Linked DNA regions of Homo sapiens: region 2 is linked to region 1. A link is an interaction called in ENCODE POLR2A ChIA-PET data of the cell type or tissue named here. Cell type or tissue: OCI-LY7. All regions are shown on one strand. Each heading gives the region's core, and the rest is flanking DNA. Links, peaks and the distances in the headings are about the cores only. Region 1 overlaps PUDP (pseudouridine 5'-phosphatase). Region 2 has its middle 240 kb from the start of PUDP.

The links. Peaks named below come from ENCODE experiments on the same cell type or tissue, not always from the same donor. Only the 100,000 strongest peaks of a DNase experiment are listed, where the experiment ranks them.
Region 2: POLR2A ChIA-PET joins it to region 1 with 6 read pairs; 2 of 35 experiments call an interaction of 5 or more read pairs at or near these places.

What each region holds. Positions count from the first base shown.
Region 1 is chrX:7,080,705-7,085,100 of GRCh38, reverse strand. All of the region lies in intron 2 of PUDP (pseudouridine 5'-phosphatase), which reads left to right. Among named protein-coding and RNA genes, the nearest start is that of STS, 65 kb to the left of the region's middle. RefSeq lists enhancers at 1,772-1,841, 1,961-2,461, 2,462-2,962. In OCI-LY7, for the core only: no CTCF peak of the experiment used is centred there; DNase peaks (open chromatin) are centred at 940, 1,880 and 2,294; H3K4me3 peaks cover 2,177 bases; H3K27ac peaks cover 2,499 bases.
Region 2 is chrX:7,386,679-7,391,074 of GRCh38, reverse strand. No RefSeq gene overlaps it. Among named protein-coding and RNA genes, the nearest start is that of PUDP, 240 kb to the right of the region's middle. In OCI-LY7, for the core only: no CTCF peak of the experiment used is centred there; no DNase peak of the experiment used is centred there.

The DNA of each region.
Region 1 (4,396 bases), core at 232-4,231:
AATCACATCGAATCTTATCCCCTGCCTCCATGTGCTATACCACAACAGCGACGTCTGCTGGACCGTGTGTGCTCTCTGGGTACACATTTTCCAGGAGGCAGCATCTTATTAGAGAGTAACAGGTCTGTCTTGTGTAAAGGAGAATGCTAACCGCTTCATGAGAAGGCTCCCCACCATGAACTCGGATAACCGGATGCTATTTTTTTAACTTATTTATTTTTTAATTGACAAATAGAAATCGTATATAGTTATCACACACAACGTGTTTTGAAGTATGTATACATTGTGGAGTGGCTGCGTCAAGGTAATGAACACATGCATCATCTCACTTTCTCATCATGTTTTGTGGGGAGAACACTTAAAATCTAGAATCTGAGTGATTTTCACATAGCCAAATGTTATTTTTAATGACCTTTGCCTTAATTGTCCATTCAATATCGGTCATAGATATTTATTGAGGGCCCAGCATGTGCCAGCCAAGCGTGGCCTCCTAATTGGAAACACAAACCCTGAGAAACTCTGAGCATTGTTGTGTAGTGCAGGGGCCATCCTCACACCCCCACAGCCAGCATTCAGCTTGCTTCATAAGCCATGGATGGAGTCAAAGGAAAACTAGCTCACCTTCCCACTATGTATCTGAAATCACTTTCTATTCCATGCTGCACACATGTACTGCAAGGAAAAGGAATGATTCCTGCCCCCACCACTGCCTTCCATTCCTAAGAACAGAGAGGATGGAGTACGAGGATGAGGAAAACAGACGGCAGGAAATAAGCAGTTTATTCACTGGATGTCTGCATGGGGTCTTGGGAGTGCAGAGGTTGTGACTCATTCTTGAGTGGAAGTTTCTAACCACATACATACAACCGCAATAACTGCAGCCAGCTGCTGGAGGTGTTGTGGTGAATCCCAGCGGGTTACAAGGGTGTGAGAAGCCTGGTAAAGTTTCCAGGAAGTGAAAGCACATGAGCTATGTCTTCACCCGCAAAGATGCAGGTAACAGCTCAGATTCTGAGTCTTAGGAAGAGGATGGAGGCCGGAGGGTGACAGGGTTTCTCTGTAGTCCTCAGGAAGTGAAACTGCCTCACAGGAAATAAAGCAATATCAATCAGGCAGTTTCTTTCTGTGTATATTTGAATATTGTCAATGTTTTAAAAATCACGACGTATTTCTTTTTTTTTCCTTCTTTTTTTTTTTGTTGTTGTTGTTGTTGAGACAGTCTTTCTCTGTCGAGTGCAGTGGTGTGATCTCGGCTGACTGCAACCTCCGTCTCTTGAGTTCCAGTGATTCTCCTGCCTCAGCCTCTCGAGTAGCTGGGATTACAAGCATGTGCCTCCACGCCTGGCTAATTTTTGTGTTTTTAGTAGAGATGGGATTTCACCATGTTGGTCAGGCTGGTCTGCAACTCCTGACCTCAAGTAATCCGCCCACCTCGGCCTCCCAAAGTGCTGAGATTGTAGGCATGAGCCACCATGCCCAGCCAAACCGGACATATTTCTAAGGAACGAGAAAGAGCAGCCGTCTGTCCACCACCTGCCCCCCACAACTGTCTTGAACCGCATCCCAGACAGCTTGGTGTCGTAGCTGACATTGCCTGTGTCGGCCCTCCTCTCCTGATTTATTTTAATCCTCATATGTTCTTTCTTCTTCTGGGAATTGTTCTTTTCTAGCATTCTGTTTTTGTTTTAAGGACTCAGTAACTTATATGTCTTCATGAATACTAATTATTATCATGACTGTTGCTTCCTCGCCCACTTTTCTCTGGATTGTCATTTTTTTCTGGCAGATTCCTGTCTTCTGCCTGTTTGAGTCTTCTTCCACAAACACCTGGCAGTGTCTGTTCTGCTCATTCACATTCAAGAACAGAGCACCTGTGTGTTCATTTCCTGGGGCTGCTGCCACAAGATACTGAAAACTCAGCAACTTCTAATAACAGAAGTTGACTGTCTCCCAGTTCTGGAGACTGGAAGTCTGAAATCAAGGTGTCTCAGGGCCACACTCCCTCTGTAGGCTCTAGGGGAGGATCCTTCCTGCCTTTCCCAGCTCCTGGGGGCTCTAGGCATCCCTGGGCTTGTGGCCACATCACTTCAGTCTCTGCCTCCGTTTCCACGTGGCAAAGTGAGCTCATCTCAAGATTTTTAACTTAATTACATCTCCAAAGACCCTTTTTCTAAACAAGACAGAAGTACCATGGGTGAGGACTTCTGTTTGGGGGCTACCGTTCAACCCACTGCTCTCAGTCACACAAAGCTTTTGAAGCATAACACCTGCTGTTCAGGCAGTTGCAAAAGTAGCCCCTAAGAAAGACAGCATGCCAAAGCACCTTCCCCATGGTGGGGTGGGGTGACGGGCCAGGCACCCTTAGGATGCCCATGCAGGAAGTGGAGGCTCAGCAGAATCCCACAGGTGTGTCTGGTCCTGGGATAGCATCAGCGTCTTCTCACAGGTAGCCAGGTGGCATCCATCAGCTGACCACATCGTCTGCCCCAGTGGCACGGGCTGTCTTCCATGTCTCACTTCATAGAGCTCTTCTAGACTGAGGCCCAGGACATGGTTCTCGGCACACAGCGTTAATGACATGCACGGCCCTCTAAGCGGTTCCCTCTCCCACTTTGCGTTGTCAACCCCCGGTACCCCCCACTTGATTCTGTTGCTCACTGCAGGTCTTAGGTAGTACAGAGAATGTTCAGGCTTGTAGGGTTCTGATGGCCAGATCACCCAACAAAAGAATGCCACGAACACCTGAGACCGCGCGGCAGCTGCCTGTCTTCTGCCTCTTTCCTTTGTTTAATCCTGTTTAATTGCACATCCCTGTTCTCACCCACCTTGGGTCTCTAGGATGGAGGAAAGCAGGAGCGTTTCTTCCCACTCACAGTGCTGATTCTCCACATTCCCCAGTTCTTCCCCTGGAGATGTGTCCTGTGAGCTGATTGTTTGGAGCAACAGATACCTAGATATCTGTCTCTCTGCCCTTCCTGTAAACCCACGGAAGCACACCAAATTCTAGGAGCTGGGAACTGGAGTTCATTTATACACATAATTAACCAGCTTCTCCCTAGAACAGAACTCCATTTGCATTTTTTCGTCTTTTACTTCTCAGGGAAAGCCACTGAGTGAGACAAAGTTTGTGTGCACTCTTTAAAAGATGAAAAACTTTGTGAAGGCATCAGGCAGTTTTGAATCAGGTGATTAGGATCGTTCATTCCTGATGATACACTGGAGCTATATCTGATGATAACGACACTACCTAACATTTATCTGGGGCTTCCTCACCCATGTCATTTTCCAGGCATTGTTCTTCTTGTGAATTAATTCCATGAGGAACGTTAATCATTGCTCTTTGACAGATGACAAAATTGAGGCCCAAAGAGGGCGTATAATTGACGGATGTCCCGTAATCTCTGACTGTGGTCATAGTCTTGTCTTGGCTTTCATCTTCATAGGAGTCCCAAGCATTTTGGAGATCTCAGTATGTTGTGGTGGTGTAAAGCAGTCGTCCAAAACCGTTTTTGATTCATTCTCCATCAATAAGAATGTTGAGCTGCATTCCAGTCTAGACACATTGGTGTGTGTTTGTTTATCTACTCCACCTTAGAAATAATTCACAGCAATAGAAATGCAAGAAGGATAAGCTAAAATAAAATAATCGGCCGGGTACAGTGGCTCACATCTCTAAGCCCAGGGCTTTGAGAGGCCGAGGCAAGAGGATTACTTGAAGCAGAACTTCAAGACTAGCTTAGCTAACATAGGGAGACCCTGTCTCTACAAAACATAAAAAAATTTACCAGGCATGGTGACATGCACCTGTAGTCCCAGCTATTCGGGAGGCTGAGGCTGGAGAATCGTTTTGAGCCCAGGAGGTCAAGGCTGCTATGATTGTTTGACTCTGCTCCAGCCTGGGTCACAGAGCAAGATCCTGTCTCAAAACAATAATAATAAAATAATCTGTTTAAGTTTTTAAAATTAATAGCACCAAAGTACTTTAAGAAAATTTTTATACAGTGTGTTTTACAGAGCCATGTGTTTAAGTGTGCTCCATTTTTTAAAATATTGGTTTAAAATTGTGTGATCTAGCAATTTAAAAATCTTGTTTTAAATTCAGATTGTTTTGATACTCAGCTTTAATCACTGTTTATATCCAGACAGAAGTTCATGATTGGCTAATTTTTTTTTTTTTTTTTTGAGATGGAGTCTGGCTCTGTCACCCAGGCTGGAGTGCAGTGGCGCTATGTCGGCTCACTGCAACCTCCACTTCCTAGGTTCAAGCGATTCTCCTGCCTCTGCCTCCCAAGTAACGGGTTACAGGACGCACTGCCACACGTGACTGTCTCTTTTTTAAAAAAATTAGAGCCTTTTATCTCATCCATCAGTTAGGTTAAGGTTTAAATTGAAATTT
Region 2 (4,396 bases), core at 142-4,141, 310 kb before region 1:
TGTATTTGTAAACATGTTGATTTATTCCAGACTCTTGTGAGAGGGCCTGGAAAAAAATTGTCTCTATTTTTAACTGAGAAAACAAATTTTACTTCCATTAGAACACAGACTTTACATGCGTAATTCCAATAGATGTTACAGACTCTCTGTACGCTCAAGATAATAGAAGGATTAAATGCAATGAAATTATACATGAGAAATATAAAATACAGGAAAAAGAATGTCTTGATCTATTCTTCACCTCCTATGGCATTGTCTTTCCCCTAACTTCTTGCTTTTCTTCTTTCCTCCTGATTTTTTATCAGCAAAAGATAGAACCCCTATTCATAACGAGTAATTTCTCTCTTCCTAGGCTTTGTCAACACCCTCACACTCATGTTTGAGGAATTTTCTCAATAGCATGCCTTCTCATATTATTTTAGAAAGGCTTCTGGATTCCCCCTATGGGAAAACAAAAAGCAAAAACAGTCAAGTGCTTGAAATTGATTAGCTCAACCAGATGTACTTTTTCATTCCATTACTGTCCCTACCATCCACGTCACTTTGGAGGCTAGAAAATGTAGATTCCTATGTGCATAACTTAAAGAGTGAGCCAAAAATAAAGTAGAAATCTCTTTTTTTAGTACTTTTTTTTTTTAAATTGATGAACAGGCTTGAGATTATCTGAAGTTGGAGGGGATTATATAGGGAGTAGGAAAAAGAAATGCAGGGTCCCATAAGAAATAATTCTTAGTTGCAGAATAGAACTATAGTTTTCCATCTCTGAATTGCTATCCATGGAGAAGAGGCCCCCAGCTGAGAGACTGCAAGTAGCTTCCTTACTTCCTATCTCCCACTAAGAAGTTATGCTTCAGAAATATCTAGCATGACTAAGATTGCTCTTCTCCTGGGCCTTATTTTATATTAAAAATCTCCTCTGGCTCTGACTTTTCTACTTTAGCAGTACCTAGCACTTCCTCAGATAAGGACGGGAAATTTAGGAGTTTACAGAGTAGCCATAAGGATCCCATGCACATTTACGCTGATAAGAATCTAAAAACAAGGTACAGGCAGCATGCATAGCTACAGCATCAAGCTTTAGTAGCAACTTCATGGACTGACAGGGTTAAAGAGAATGAAAATGGAGAGGATTAGGAAATGCCCTCACACTCCACAGTTGACCTTTATCATAGTGGCTGTTATAGCAGATGGATTTATGAAGTCTATCAAATGGCATATTTTTCATGAGCCGTGTATAACATTTCAATAGAGTATGTTGAAAAACAAGATATCCCCTGACATCTGAGAGGCTCAGAATATCAAGAGGACTGGAATTCAGCAATGTTGACTTTTGCAACAAAATGTGTCCGGCTGTGATTGCAGATGTTCTTTGGTTTCTGGTTGAAGCTAGGATGCCTTGAAGTGTGCAAAACAATGAAGAAATGAAATTAGAAAATGTGTTTCAAAGCTAACCAGTGATTATGTCTCAGTGGACTGGGTTGAGGCAAAAGTTTAGGGCTGGGTATACAGTAGTTGAATCAATTTGGTTCCCAGTAAACAATACCAGATAAAAATACCTCTGTAAGCTATTTCTCTCTGTATCTCTCTCTCTCTGTCTCCTCCTGCTCCTTTCTCCTCTCCATTCACTCTCAAACATTTCTCTTTGGGTCTTTCTCTTTACCCACTCATTAGATTATACCTTTTGAATTCCAACTCCCAGATCCTACTATGACACATGCATTTTTTCCCCTCTGAGCAAAAGTGAATTCTACTGGTAGAAATTGCATTTTACTCATGCATATGAGCAAAACTGCCACAGCATTAAAGGACAGGGCAGTAGATGGATTTTTCCCCACACATGTCAAACTTTTCAATCATGCAACTCTAATCACCATTCCTTTGGCATGTTCACACTATTTTCTCCTTTGTTAATTCTTCAGCCATTAAGCAGCTACAAGTGATGAAGTCAAAAGCCCTTCACTCTAATCATCCAGAGTCATACGAATCAACATGATTTTCCACTGACCTTGAAAACCATGAATATTAGGGAGACTAATGTTGAAATAAACACTGAAAAAAAAAACACAGAAATTATGCAGTCCAATTTGCATGTAAACCTCTGGATTTCAGCACCTGTACTGTATAAGACACTTTGAGCCTAGACATGCAGCTGAGGTCAGGGGTCATGGGGCAGCTGAGAATAGGTTGTTACAGGTAAGCCTCCAGAAGGAAAGGAAAAATCAGCATTTACTGAGAGTGTACCATGCCCTAGGCACTTTGTCATGCCATATTTACTCTCCTATGAATTCTGTCATGTAGGCAGGTGAAAATTATTCAGATTTTGTAGGTGAGGAAGGTGAAATTTTAACAGATGGAGTAATTTTCCCAGGGTCACACAGCTAGTGTATGACCAACTAGGAATCTGAACCAAAGATTCCAAAGCTCAGTCTCTTTTATGCCACTTTTGCTCTCTTAAGCATTTTTAGGGTTCAGGAGCCCTTCCTAAGCCAATGTGGGTAAGTCAGTGGACACATGTCTTGGGGTACAATGGTAGTGCTGGAGGGAGGTGTGTATATGAGTGCATGGTGTTACACCCTCTATCTTCCTCCCACAACTACTGATAACCTACCTTCCTAGTACCTACCCTGCTAAAAGAGCAGAGAACTGGAGTGGGAATATTCTAGCCCAGCAGGAAGGCAGGAACTAGGAGGCAAAGTGAGGATCAAGGCAACACCAGGATCAGAGCAGAGTGAGGAATGAGGCCCAATGTAGAAACAAACTAGGATCTCCAGAGCTAGCAGACCCACACTGCTCTTCTCTTTCCTTCCAGAACTTGATGGGCGATAGTTGGTGGGGTATATTTCATTCCTCTCCTAGGTTGACAAACCCTGGAGTGGCTGAATAACAACATGATCCCAAGAACAAAGGGCTGGAAGGGCCTAGATAAAGACTGGAATTTGGGGTGAGGACTTGAGCACACCATAAGCTATAAAGAGATTCTGCCCATTGTCTTCAAGGATGAGATTGGCAATTTCTGATATTTATTTATTTATTTATTTATTTATTTATTTATTTATTTATTTGACAGAGTCTTGCTCTGTCTCCCACGCTGGACTGGACTGCAGTGGTGTGATCATGGCTCACTGCAAACTCCGGCTCCTGGGCTCAAACTATTCTCCTGCCTCAGCATCCCCAGTAGCTGAGACAGCAGGTGTGCGCCACCATGCCTGGCTAATTTTTATTTATTTATTTTGTGTGTGTGTGTGTAGAGATGAGGTCTCACCATGTTGCCCAGGCTGGTCTTGAACTCCTGAGCTCAAGTGATCCCCCCACCTCGGCCTCCCAAATGCTGGGATTACAGGCTTGAGCAACCGCACTCGGCCTGCAACTTCTGTTCTTTAGAGTTTATTCACACTCTCAAATCATGCCACCCTTTAGGGTATTACAGTTTATAACTGCTACTTTTCCTAATTATAAACATATAAAACTGGCTTATTTTAATAACTAGTAGTAGATGGGAAATTGGTGATTCAATAAAAAATACACACATATTCATATATAAAGCTGACAATAGATCTGAAACAGTAAACCAAAATATGTTTTCTTCTCCCTAGTTCATGAAACTCTGCCCACTGAACCCATTGAACCAGGAGAGCTGATTCCTTCAGAAGGAGGCACACATGCCTAGAATAAAGATCTCATTGCTGCATTTTGGGTTTGCAAAGTGGATGTGTCTCAATCTTCAGAGATGGTCTCGTTTTGCACGCAAGGTATTGACAGCAAAAGAAAAGGCTTTCTAAGTCCATAACATTTTTCTTGATAAACCAAAGTAAAACCTGGAAGTACAATCCTGGCATTTTGCTGTAAGCAATTAAAGAAGCACAGAAGTTAACATATAAAGAAAGTCCTCAAGAGACATAAAGGTGAAATAAGTTATTTGATATTGGAAGGATGAACTAAAGATGAGAAGAGGGAGAGGAAAAGCCAGGCAGTTGACATGAAGGGTGGGTTAAGTTCTTTAAGCTGAGAACCTCAAAGAGAAGGAGAGAAACTCCTGAAGTCTAGGCAGAGGAATCCAAGTAGAGAGTATTAGTGGCATCCCTTGCCTAGGCAAAGAAACATCTCCTGAGAAATACTTTTAGGGAAATCTCCCAAACAGCTACCCCTCTGACTCTCCCGTAAACTCTACACTCACTTGATGTGAGAGCCAGTAGTTCCTCCCTAGAAGACAGCTGGAGACAGTGTTTGGCATGCCTTTCTTTCAGATGGGGAGTGAAATTACTCCATATTGGAGGACTGCAAACTGGGGTGCCCAAAACAAGAGACCAATGGAAAGAAGAGTCGAAATCTATGAGCAACAGGACCAGCGAAGCCAAGATGGGGATCCCTTTCATTCAGAGAACTGTCCCTGAGCTAT